Linked DNA regions of Mus musculus: region 1 is linked to region 2. The links are chromatin contacts, found by POLR2A ChIA-PET in ENCODE. All regions are on one chromosome and are shown on one strand. The core of a region is the stretch at or near the end of the contact, and the rest is flanking DNA. Distances in the headings are between cores, read along the strand shown.

Region 1 (7,085 bases), core at 535-3,034, 41 kb after region 2:
CCCCTCAAAGCCCCACGCTACACCTATCAGATATTTGCAGTGTCAACAGATCACCCTGCAATAGATGCCCACAAAAAGAGTAATGCTGATTGCAGAGCATTACGTGAGGGGAGCCAGTTTGAAAGAGCTATAAGCTACTATTTCAACTCTACATCATTATGAAAAGATGACCCTGTTGTACGAGGTTGAGGGAGGGATGGCTACTTTTTAAAGGTAAACTCTTTAATTGTCCAATTCAGAGAGTGTGCAACACATACAGAAACACAACAATGAAAACAGGAATCTGCTTAATGAAATCTGTATTGGTTTCTCACTTTTTTTTTTTTTTTTTTTTGGTTTTTCCAGACAGGGTGTCTCTGTGTAGCCCTGGCTGTCCTGGAACTCACTCTGTAGACCAGGCTGACCTCAAACTCAGAAATCCACCTGCCTCTGCCTCCCGAGTGCCGAGATTAAAGGCGTGCGCCACCACAGCCGGCAGGTTTCTCACTTCTAACAAGTGTACCATACATGGTAGTTAGAGAACAAACGTGGAGGAGGAGTGTATGGGAAAACTCTGTACCCTCTGCTCAATTTTTCTGTCAGCTTCGAGCTTCCCTACAAATCTGTTAATTAAAACAACATTCATAGCAAGCTGGCCATAGTTAAATCTCAGCATTAAGAAGGCTCAGCATGAAGACTACTATAAGTTTGAGGTTAGCCTGAGTGAGCACCAATCTGGACAACAGAGAATGCCTCTCAAACTAATTCACCGCTTCCCATTCCCTTCTCCAAAGCTTTTGTCCTTCTTAACATTAGTGTCTTTTCTTTCTCCTTGGTGACTCACATTTTAGCCAAGACGTAGCCCACAATCTTCCCATTCTCATCCTCAGCAATGTAAGAAAGCTGGTGACAGAAAGGAAAAGGACGTCATGTAGTGCAGGCAACAGGACAGAGCTCACTGCCAGCCTCCACTCTGTGGAGCCTAGTTTCTATACACACCCTTTCATTTGCCAGGCTTCTCCATCAACCAGAGCCTCAGGTTCTTATACCCTTGCCCACTGCGTTTGCTCACTCGGATCCATGTTTCCCTCCTGTTGCACCCTACACCCCTACAAAACGCAAAAGCTGCCCACCTGGGGCCAAGAGAGGCCATGATAGAAATAGTACTTCATCTGGTAGTTCTCCGGCAGGCAGAGAAGGTTGCAGTGCTGCATGTTCATCAGGTCTTCGGGCTGCATGAGAGTGGGATACGGTTAGTCCAGGGCTGCAATGACTAAGAGGGCCACACACGTCGATCTCTGGGTCTCCCCTTTCCCCGGGGCAGGGCACAGTTGCTACTATACGACTTTGCACAAGCCCTGTTTCCATGCGGCATGCAAAACGTGCCAGTTCCAGGACTGAGTAATAGTGTCCAAAGGTTGTGGAGCCCACTCAATGAGATCTGAATTAGGAAACGCGGGATAAACGCGAGATGTTTAAAGCAGGCTGCAGCAGCCTTAAGGTCCGGCGTCGGCAGACCTACAGGACCAAAGCACCAGGTCCCTCGATAACATGCTCACACGGTCACCCCGTAAGGCGCCCACTCGGTGCGGACAGGCTGGCTCCCCGTCACCTCACCCTAGCATTGCGGATGTTCATCGCGGCGGCGGCGGAGCTCGCGGGTCCTTGTGGGTCGTGAACGCGTGCACTCGGCGGCCACTTAGAAGCAGGGAAAGGACGATAGGAGCTTGGACTGGGGCCAGGATCCTGGGACGGCGGCGGAAAAGGCGGACCGCTCCGACCTGCCTGCAGCGGAAGTACCCAGCTATAGGACCCGCCTCCGAACTGCACAACCAATGAGCGTGGCACTTAGAGATAATTGGGCGTGATGGATCAGCGCCCAAGGTGGTGCGTTTGAAGCCACAGCGAAGACCTTTCAAGGCGGGAAGTGTGGGCAATAGTTGTACCCTCCCTCGGAGCCCACAGAGGCGCGCACACAAGCATGTGGAACAGGGTCATCTTTATTTCGAGCCTTCATGGGTAGAGACAGCGGGCGAGGAGTCGAGGGGGGCGGGCTCAAGGCGTTGGAGTAGGGCTCCTAGAATCTGCTCGCACATGGCCAGGCACCGCGGCACATGGAAGCAGCCTGTGGGGAGAATGAACCCCGGGGTAGGGAGGATCCGGCGAGCCGGGTGCCACAAACCCCTACAGTCTCGCCCCGTTCCTCGCTCACCTTTAAAAGGACCTCCCTTGATGGTGAGGGCCACCTTTCCCTCTTGGTTCAGGTAGCCAAACCATTCCCCATACTCAGGATCACGAAACTAGAATAAAGAGACAATGACAGTTCGTGTCTGGTAGGACCCACTCGAATGTCACCGGTTGAGGAAGGGGCCCTCGCTGTCCCTTTTGCACCGGTACCAATGGTTAGAGTAAAAAGCGCAGTTTCACAAATCAGTACTTTTAGTGGACCGTATCCTGGAAAAAGATGAAAGCTGTGGGTAGTAGGCAGTTTGCCTTAGCATGTAACCTGATGGGGGGAGGGGTTGCAGGCTGTGTGCTGCTACACTGAGAGAACAGGTGTTCTATATTCAGTTGTGGTTTGTTAGATAACACTTAAAATTGAAAATTTTAAAAATGGATACATTTTACCTTATCTGAATTTTTTTTTTTTTTTTTTTTTTTTTTGAGAATCCTAAACCGGGCGGTGGTGGCGCACGCCTTTAATCCCAGCACTCCGGAGGCAGAGGCAGGCGGATTTCTGAGTTCGAGACCAGCCTGGTCTACAGGACAGTCAAGGGCTATACAGAGAAACCCTGTCTCGAAAAACCAAAAAAATTAAAAATAAATAAAAATAATAAAAAGAATCCTAGATTGACGTTTCAGCAAACTTTACAACTAGTGACTTCCCTGGAGTTCATGTCATCTACTTCACAGGCCTTTAGTCTAAAAGATCTTTGGATTACAAGCAGAGACACATAGCTCCTGTCCTTGCGTACCAAGGTTTTTATTATGACTCACAGTCTTTCCTTTAGCCCTATGTAATGGGGCATGCCCTTAGTCCCAGTCCTCAGGAGGCAAAGTCTTGACACATTTCTATAAGGTTCATGCCAACCTGGTCTTCTGCCTGTCTTGACCATAGGTTCTGAACACATCTCTCACTTCTTTTGAACCTGTCCAGTGTGTCTGATGCTTCAGATATGGGGAGCAGCAGCTCAGGTGGCTGGACAGACCCATTCATTGTACACCCCATTATTCTTTCACTGAGGCTTTTCACCTCCACAAAATATAGCCCAGATCCTTATCCATTGCTTCCAATTTTGCTCCTACTGATAAAATAATTAAGTAGAACCCCTTCTTAGAAGGCTTATAGAACAAACCAAATTGCATTAAAGTTTACTACCAAAATGTTCCCTTTAAATTGTGACATGAGTTGTACATTTTAAGCTGTGTGATGGTTCATGTCTATAATCTCAGCACTCAGGAGGCTGAGGCAGGAGAATTAAGTTCAAGAGCAGTCCAGATTTTGTCTCAAAGAGTGGTTGGTGGTACATTCTCCAAGTGAGGTATAACCAGTTCTGTATCTATTCTTTATAACTTTTGAGTGGCCTTGTCCCTTCTTGTGTGTTTATTTTTGAGAAGTCTCACTGTGTATCCCTGGCTGTCCTGGAATCTGCTGTGTGGCTCAGGCTGCCCTGGTAAAAAGTTCTCTCTTGAGATCTCCCCATTGCTGACACTAAAGTCATGCACCATAACTGCCTCATTGTCTTTATTTTATTTTATTGGTTTTTTTTTTTTCGAGACAGGGTTTCTCTGTGTAGCCTTGGCTGTCCTAGAACTCACTTTGTAGACCAGGCTGACCTCGAACTCAGAAATCCACCTGCCTCTGTCTCCCAAGTGCTGGGAATTAAAGGTGTGCGCCACTACCACCTGGCTTGATTATAACTTTTGCAATTCATTTTTCTTGTTCTCATTTGAGACCTTTCAAGTGCTAATATTACAGGGATGCACAGTGGGCTCTTAGAATTGTTTAATGTCATCTCCATCTTGTTCAAGTGCATTCTTATTTCCTTTTATGGTTAAGATTGGTGGCTTCTAATCCATACCCTTAATGAATGTATTCAGTATTCAGGCAGTGATTCAACCTAATGGGTGATGTCATTTGGAAGTAGGGGTGACTATCTGAGACAGCTCCAGTTGCTTGTTTAGATACAATGTAATAGAAACATGGCTTGGATTTTTTTGCCTCTAATCACAATAAAACCATGCTAGATTTCAGTTACAGTTAGTACAAACTAGCCAAGTGTAGTGACATACACATGTCATCCCAGGCCTCAGGGATCAAGGGAGAGGAGGTAGGAGGAACTTCAGCTACATATTGAATTTTTATGGCCAGCTTAGGTTACATGAGATATCTAAAAAAATAATCACACAAATTGTCATTTTTTTCTAGAACCAAAGCCACAACTGTAGAATTAAAGAGTCCCTGCTACAGTTGTAGGGAAACCACTGGAATAGTGACTTTAGAAATACACCGGTAGTCTTCAAGAACACTATCTCCATTAGGAACACTACCCTCTGGAGGCCCTTGATTTGTTTTCTTTCCTAGTTCATGACTGATTCTAGTCTTCACTAGCCCTGATTCTTTCTCCTCTTTATCTTCTATACTAAAAAAATTACCTTACTCTTGGCTCTCCATAATATCTATTGTTGTTATTTGTTTGAGACAAGATCTCCTGCCAGGCGGTGGTGGTGGTACATGCCTTTGATCCCAGCACTTGGGAAGCAGAGGCAGGCAGATTTCTGAGTTCGAAGCCAGCCTGGTCTACAAAGTGAGTTCCAGGACAGCCAGGGCTACACAGAGAAACCCTGTCTCGAAAAAAAGTCAAAAAGAAAAAGAAAAGAAAAATCTCCCTATATAGCTGGTTAGTCTCAAACTTACTATTGTAGACCAGGCTGGTCTCTATGTTGTGATCTGGTTCCAGCCACCCAATAGCTAGGATTACAGGTATGTACCACCATGCCCGGGTCACCTACATTTTTTTTATGACAACTAGGCTTTGTAGCAAGCCAAATTTCTCTCTCTGAACTATAGCCTCTTAAACTCATCTGCTGTACTAAGAGATATACTTCAGTCAGTAAAGTACCTTACAAACTAACTGAGCAGTGGTGGCACACGCCTTTAATCCCAGGGACCAGGGAGGCTAGAGGCAGGCAGATCTCTAAGTTGGATGTCAGCCTGACCTACAGAGTGAGTTTCAGGACAGCCAGGGCTACACAGAGAAACCCTGTCTTGAAAACCAAAAGCAAACAAAAAAGTGCCTTGCAAACAGGAAGACCTGAATTTGGTCCCAGAAACCATATGAAAACAAGTCAAGGATAGCATACTTATAATCCCACCACTGGAGAGGCAAAGATAGAGTATTCTAAGGATTCACCTCCGTAGCTAGTTTGTCAGTGTAGCTAGTTCACAACCCTATCTTCTCAACAAAAAGGTATGTAGTGCCTGAGGAATACCACCTGAGATTGTCCTCTAACCTACTGTGTGTATGTCTTTCTCTCTCACACGAGCTCGTGCAGGGGACAGGGAGGAAAATCCAACTGGTGATTTACCAGCCTGACATCCTAGCTGTTGGATTCCCTGTCAAGGCTCAGGTTTACTGGCCCTGGCAGATCAAGGATGTTCCTGCTACGTGGAACCCACATGGTTGTACCCTCACAGTTTCCTTTCTGTTGAATAGACACAGATACACCCTGCCCTCCTTTGCTTTGGATCCTTGCTCACAAGGTCTTCTCTGCCCCCTCTATAAGAAAGTTCTGTATCATTTGGCATCTGCTTTGTTTTCCACAGCTCATTGGTCTCTGTTTGCTTGTTTACTCGATTAGAATCTGATCATCCAGAAAGGTGTATTCCTTGAGGCAGAGCTTCTTGGTTCACCAAACAAAAGACAGTCTTGGGACTCTCAGAGCAGCTGAGAGCAACATCTAGTGAATGGGCTAGAAGAAGCTGAGGGAAAGCCTCCTGGACCCCCTTACACACAGCCCCTGTTTCTCCCTCTCCTGCTGCCTGGGCTTCCAGGGGACAAGGAGAGAGCACTTACCTGGCGGAAGGTGTACTCAGCCACCTTGTAGAAGAGATGCAGCAAGGCAGGGTCCCCACTGTCACTATAACCCATGAGGAAGGCAATCATGGCTTCACTGTGTGGCCACCACAGCTTCATGTTCCATTCCAGCTGAGAACAGAGCAGAGATGGGCAGCTCAGGTCCCTGAAGGCCCTAGGAAGACACTTAACATCCTCTGTTCTGATTCAGTCTGTCTGGCTTAGGACTTGGTGTTGTTTAATCATGGGGGAGACATGGGGGATAGAGTTTGAATAGTCCTTAAAAGTAGGGCTAGCCTGGGGCTAAAGAGATGGCTCAGTGGTTAAGACCAGTGGCTGCTCTTCCAGAGGTCCTGAGTTCATTTCCCAGCAACCACATGGTGGCTCACAACCATCCGTAATGGGATCTGATGCCCTTTTCTGGCATATCTAAAGAGCAATGGTAGCTGAGCGGTGGTAGTGCACGCCTTTGATCCCAGCACTTGGGAGGCAGAGGCAGGCGGATTTCTGAGTTCGAGGCCAGCCTGGTCTACAGAGTGAGTTCCAGGACAGCCAGGGCTACACAGAGAAACCCTGTCTCGAAAAACAAAACAAAGGGGGGGGCTGGTGAGATGGCTCAACGGGTAAAAGCACTGACTGCTCTTCCGAAGGTCATGAGTTCAAATCCCAGCAACCACATGGTGGCTCACAACCACCTGTAACAAGATCTGATGCCCTCTTCTGGTGTGTCTGAAGACAGCCACAGTGTACTTACATATAATAAATAAATAAATCTTTAAAAAAAGAGAGAGAGCGCGCAATGGTATATTCATATACATAAATAAATTAATTAAAAAAAAAAGAGTAGGGCTAGCCTTCTGACCTGTATGTACCCTAAGCAGCTCCTTAAAAGGAGACAAGTACTAGGGAAGACTTTAGTCTTTGAATTAGAATGCTGTCTGCCTTGTCACACTGTCTTTTGGCCTTTTGGACACTGCTGCTACCCATGTTGTACAATATCCTCTGCAGATCTCCAGAAGGATCAGAAAA
Region 2 (6,182 bases), core at 3,414-5,913:
CCACCACCCCGGTCCCACCCCTTCCCAGCATAGACTCTGTAAGAGCCACTGAAGAGATCCATGTATACACAGGAAGATGTGCATGTATGCATGCTGTCTCTCAAGAAGATACACACAGATATACAAATATGTACGGACAACCAAACAGGAGCCTAATGCAAGCAAATAAGACTAATGGAAGTTACACAAATACACATGTGACCAGATACACGAGCCTCATACATGCAAATAAAAATACTAGAACACACACACACAGGTTCAAAGCTTCCCAGCAATCCAACTTTCACATGAAGACCTCCAAACTAGGGCTACCTCCTCCATTTTTGCCTGGCACTGAATGCTTTATACTGGAGTTCTGAGAAGAGGGGGGGCATAAAGATACAGTCCTTGTCTTTCAAATTCTATCTTCGAACAAAAATTGAGACAGACAGACTCCAAAGTCCCCCATGAACAAGTGCATATTCTACTACCTTCCTGCCCCACCCATCTGCTGGTTTATGAAGCGGCCACTACTGGGTTTAGGTGCCAGGGACTACCAGCACAAGTTCCTGAGTTGGAATGGAATGGCCTTGCAGCTTTTTAACCTGGAAAAGCTGTGGCAAGCTCCTGGGGCCTTGGGTTGGGGGCAGTGGACAAAGAAAAGATCCCAGAAAGGCCAGCAGAGCAGATCCTCCCCTTGGCAAAAGAATTCTCACCCTCCTCTGGCTCCTCCCTCTCTCTCCAACCACAGCCTTTAGGAAGCCACAAAGACCCTGTTGATATTTGGGAAGCAGGCAGGGTGGTCATCAGATGTTCCTCTCTACCCTCCAAGTCAGTAAAGGCCATATGGTAATGTCTAAGCCCAATTCAGGGACATGGAGACAATAAGGCTCACCTCTATTACGGGGACTAGCAACTCTGTGCCAAGCTCAGAGCCATCAGAAGTTACTGAGAGAAGGGAACACCTTAGGGGAAGTACAGGGTGGAGCAAAGAAATACAAGATAAATAAAAGGGCAATCAGACAGAGTAAAGGGCACCAACTGGAAGGGGAAGTGGGCTGACAGGGGCAGGGAGGAGGGAAGACAGGAGAGGACAGGAGGGGAAGGCTGTATCTCCACCTTCTATGGGCAAATGAGGAAGAAAGAGAATGGCCCAGCAAGAAGATAACAATGTTACAGGGGGGGGGGGGTGCAAGGAGCCTGGGAAAGCAGAAAAAGATGACCAGATTAGAGCAAGTGACAGATGGAAAGGTGATAGGACCCAAGGGATGGGGCTAATGAGGGCCCATTCTAGTTGGCCCCATACAGGGACCTAAGCCTTTCCCATCATGGGAACAGGTGACAGGGCAAAGACACTGCCAGCTTGGGACACTAGTCCTGGAATTCAGACCCACTCCCAGAGCCAGAACTACATGGCACCCCTTCACATCTTGTCCATAAAGGGAGGCCTGGCAGATCTCCGAATGGGACCTCAATTCTACTCCTCTCCCTGGATATATGTGGTGATAGGATCATTGGGCTAGGTCATTCTTGCAAGGCCATGTCAACCTCACAGTCCAGAGGAGCACCGAGTTGTTGTCATTTTGGTTGGTACCATTTGCCATGAAAGAGATCTTGCATACATCAATGAACCACCACTCCTCACATGATAGCCAGCAAAGCTGAAGCTCAAGTCTGGTGTGGTGGCACAGGCCTATCATCCCAGCATTTGGAAAGGTTGAGGCATGAGTGCTGCTCTGAGCTTGAGATCAGCCTCAGCTACATAGTGAGTACTAGATTAACTAGTAAAGAAATTGTGGCCGGGTGGTGGTGGCGCACACCTTTAATCCCAAAACTTGGGAGGCAGAGGCAGGCGGATTTCTGGGTTCAAGGCCAGCCTGGTCTACAGAGTGAGTTCCAGGACAGCCAGGACGGCACAGAGAAACCCTGTCTCGAACCCCCCCCCCCCAAAGAAAGAAATTGTGAGGCAGAGGCAGGTAATTTCTGAGTTTGAGGCCATCCTGGTCTAAAGAGAGCACCCCAGGACAGCCAGGGCTATACAGAGAAACTGTCTCAAAAAAAATGAAAAACATAAGGAAAGGAGAGGAGAGGAGAGGAGAGGAGAGGAGAGGAGAGGAGAGGAGAGGAGAGGAGAGGGGAGGGGAGGGGAGGGGAGGGGAGGGGAGGGGAGGGGAGGGGAGAGGAGAGGAGAGGAGAGGAGGGGAGGGGAGGGGAGGGGAGGGGAGGGGAGGGGAGGGGAGGGGAGGGGAGGGGAGGGGAGGGGAGGGGAGAGGAGAGGAGAGGAGAGGAGAGGAGAGGAGAGGAGAGGAGAGGAGAGGAGAGGAGAGGAGAGGAGAGGAGAGGAGAGGAGAGGAGAGGAGAGGAGAGGAGAGGAGAGGAGAGGAGAGGAGAGGAGAGGAGTGGTGGCTGAAGCTCAAAATAGGTGAGGGCCAGTCAGTTTAATGATCAACAGCCAATATGTCCTCTTCACCCTGCTTAGCCAATCATGGAAAGTGTTTCTCATGGAAAGTAGCTATCTCTCAGTGACAGAAGAGTACAGACTTGGAAGAAGCCAACTGGGGAGCATAGCAGGACTCCCCTGTCTGCTAGCCTTCCTTCACTGTCTTCTTTTTTCTCTTCAAATTATCATGAAGGAAATAAACGGGAAATCTGTATTTCAAAAGGACAAGGATGGTATTGGTGACTGGTTACTTACATGTGCATTCTGGCCCAAGCAAGCACTCAGCAGTGAAAATCTATCTAGCAAATGGCTACCCACTCATGGATACTCAGTCCCTGGGCAGTCATTCTGTGAACAGCCCCCATGCCTGTGCATGGTGCTTTGCAGAAGGCTAGAGGCTGGGCACTGGGGGAGGAGTCTCTTGGGAGTAGGTAGTAGCTATCCAGGAGTGCTGTGCTGTGATGAATGTCAAATGTGTTTCCCCCTCCTTGGTAATCAGATCACAGGCAATTCCTAATTTCTTTTGTTCTCTATTTCAAATGTATTTCAGTAAGTTGCTCCTGTGTTTTTCAAATGTACTATAACAAAATATCAAGATATATTGCTTTGGGGATTGTACACACAAAAAATAATAGAGAATGACAGACTTTGGAATACAGCAAGGAGGCAGAGAAGTGGGGAGTTCCCAGTCCCAGCCCTGTCACCAATTCGCCATGTGGCCACAGACCCTTGAGGGTGACTGAAGGATTAGTGCCTGAATGGTAAGCAAGTATATACAGTGCTGCGTAGATGTTGGGCTAGGTAAGAAGCTAGGGTTGTCAAGTCCCACCATCTGCAGCAAGGGGTCCATCAGAGCTGAGGCCTTGGGCAAGCCCCACCCTAGCCACCCTACTAAAGGACCATAAAGGTGGGAAGAAAGGCTGCTGGATCTATTCACCACAAGGGCCATGTGAGTCAGCAAAGACAACACTGGGCTGCTAGTAACCGCTACCACTGGAGTTGCATTAATCAGGATCAAGACATCTACCTGAAAGGGGTGCCAGGCCCCCAGACAGATGGTGGTCCTGCCTCCCTGAGACAGATGGATAGGGGTTATAGACACTAGATCAGGAGGAGCAGTGGGCTATATCTGTTATTCTTTTCATTTCCTATCAATCAACACCCTAAAACTCTGAACCAGATAGAAGGGAATAAGGTATGGAAACGTCCCTCCTCCCATAATTAAACAGAGTATAAAACAATGTCTAAAATCGCTCCAGTCTCTACAGAAAGAGTCCCAGGCACCTTGCTTCCAGAAGTCCCTTGTCCTAAGCCAATGAGGCCCTTCTTCCCTTATTTTTACCTGATGGACCCATGGTCCACACCCATGTGCATCCACAGGCACATCAGTGAGTGCCCAAAACCATCTCTCTTAGTGTAGTCTTTATTGGCCAAAGAACCTAAGGGAGGTTCTGTGCCTGAGAGGAGACTGGTTTTGCAGTGCATTTGAGGGGATCCCCGGAGGGAATTTGGAAAGGAGGAGGTGAAGAACAAAGCCCCCTCCCCACTTTGGGGTGGAGGGGCAGGCAGCGCCCATCCATCCCTGATCCTTCTCCTCCTCCCATTACCGGAGGAGCTTCGCTCAATCTCCCCCACACCATGCTAGACACTGGCTTCTCCCCCACCCCAGCCGCAATCAGGACTTTAGATGGGGATGAGGAACAGCCACGCCCAGAGCCACACCCCACAGCGGTCGACTGGGTTAGATGGACGTTCTGCTGGGTTCACATTTCCTTCCTCACACGCATACACCCACAGGGATATGCCAACTTCAGCTCCACTTGCCCATACAGAACCTGCCTGACCACTCCTGTGCCCCTCCCTAAGCATGCATTTGGGGAGCCGCCCAGTTACCCCTCACCTGTCGAGCTCTGGCACCTAGCCACTTTCTCCAACCCCATTCCAGATCGCAGGGCTCAGAGCTCGGTGCCTAGCATGCATGGGTGGGGCTCCAGCCTTCCTACCGAGGAGGCACGAAACCCACTCCCTCTGAGCCTGAGGCGGGCTGGGTCTGGAACGTAGATGGTCGCTGCTGCGGTCAAGGGGACAAACCAGCCCACCTTACCTGCGCCGATCAGGTTGCCAGCTCAGTCTCTGTGCACGCCGACCTCGGACCTGCCACCCAGCGATGCCGCTGCCGACGCGATGTTGCTGCTGCTGCTGCTGCGGCGGCGGCGGCGGCGGGCGGGGCAGCGTGCGCGGGGAAGTGGGGGAGGAAGAGGGAGGGGGAGGTAGTGAGATCACCTCCCCCGCAGCAGGCCCCGCCTCGCCACACCCTCGTTCCTTGTTTCATCTGAACCTGGCCGCAGAGCCCCGCGCGTGATAGGGACCTCGTGGGGGGGGGGGGTCCTCTTCAGGAGCTCCAGCAGTCCCAGTATCCCCGAGATGAGAGTGACCCCCAACCTCACTATCAAGGATCCCCGCCGCCCTTGAGGCTTATATTGGAAGTCATTTGCAGAAGTATTCTCGGGATCTCGGGGCTGGACAGTGGGGAGAGGATCCAGACTGGGAACCAGATTACCTCGCCTCCACTTGGCCTTCGAGGGCTCTGGCTAGTAATGGGCATTCATATACCATTAGGTCCGGGCCGCGCCCTGGTCATGTGTTTGAATGTATCCGCACTCTCAGGGCAGAGCGCCTCTTGGAACCCCTGCCCAGCCACGACGCTAAGCCAGGGCTCTTCAGGGATGTACGCCTGAACCTGAGTCCCCAGCCTGCGAAGGAGGTGTGGCGAGGCACACCATACAGTCCCTCCTAAACACTAGGTCCCAGATTAGGCTAGAAGGGAAAGTTCTCAGAGAGAGCGCCCTTCAACCTGAAACCCCCTACTTCTGATCTTCCTCCCACTTCCCTCCTGCTCAGTGCCTTATTTCTTTGTCCTCGGGATTGGCCTCTTTCTGACCTTTCCTGGTCGACCTACTCTCGCTTACAGCCCTATGGGGAAAGCTTATGGAAAGGAGATTTTCCCAGTGGCGCCCCCTCCCAGGCTTAGGGCTGTGACCTCCCAAGCGAGGCGAAGCAGAGGGGGCTGGAATTCCAAAGTGAGTCCAGCTAGCTGAAGCTGCAGGGCAAGGAAGGCCTAGGGCCCAGATGGCAGATTGCAGCCCTGGTAGGTATGGTATTTTTATGAGCATGCCTGTTACTCAGTGAAGCATTCTGTAGGTCCTCTGCTCAGCCTGCCAACACTCCCCCAGTGGTGCAATGCCCTGATCCCATGAAAACACTTTTGGCACTCTGGCCTGGTTTCCCTTCTCATATGATCACCTCCTGCCAGCTTCCTTCCCATGAAAGAAAAACTTGGGGATGCCTGCTAGCACTCTGTGAAAGTCTGGATGTCTTTCCAGACATCCAAAGTGTACCATGGAGTCTTTAGGAAGAGTCATCTGAATGAAGTGGAGGCTTAAGCAAAGAGCTCAGAGGCCACTACTCCTTCTACAGGCCTGCCACTTGGCTCAGATGGATTCAGAATGAAGCTGCGGACCGTACTCATGAAGCTTCACTGGTTCAAATCTCCAGGAGACAGCAGAGGAGACTGAGCCAGGCAGCTAGGTCACGAAGCCAGGGGCCTTTTTAGCTGGGCAGAGAATGGTATTTTCCATGAGGCACTGAACTGAGATCAGTTTCATGACTGCACTGATGTAAGAGCGATAGGCCACAAAATTGGCCTCTCCTCTCCAGCTGCTCTCTTCACTGCCTTACTCCCAGACTGCACCCCAACTGGACC

The links. ChIA-PET counts read pairs that join two places held with the same protein, here RNA polymerase II (POLR2A).
Region 1: POLR2A ChIA-PET joins it to region 2 with 16 read pairs in Patski. The contact joins the promoter of Naa10 here to the promoter of L1cam in region 2. POLR2A ChIA-PET finds 5 or more read pairs at or near these places in 2 of 5 experiments (Patski and embryonic stem cell).

Annotation. Positions count from the first base shown.
Region 1 is chrX:73,920,160-73,927,244 of GRCm38, forward strand. Naa10 (N(alpha)-acetyltransferase 10, NatA catalytic subunit) reads right to left here and starts at 1,785. Exons shown (of 8, transcript NM_019870.3): 1 at 1,597-1,785; 2 at 1,113-1,211; 3 at 824-882. The coding sequence starts at 1,617. It overlaps Renbp (renin binding protein), which reads right to left. Exons shown (of 11, transcript NM_023132.3): 9 at 6,057-6,188; 10 at 2,192-2,279; 11 at 1,962-2,104. The coding sequence ends at 1,980.
Region 2 is chrX:73,876,171-73,882,352 of GRCm38, forward strand. L1cam (L1 cell adhesion molecule) reads right to left here and starts at 4,664. Exons shown (of 29, transcript NM_008478.3): 1 at 4,524-4,664.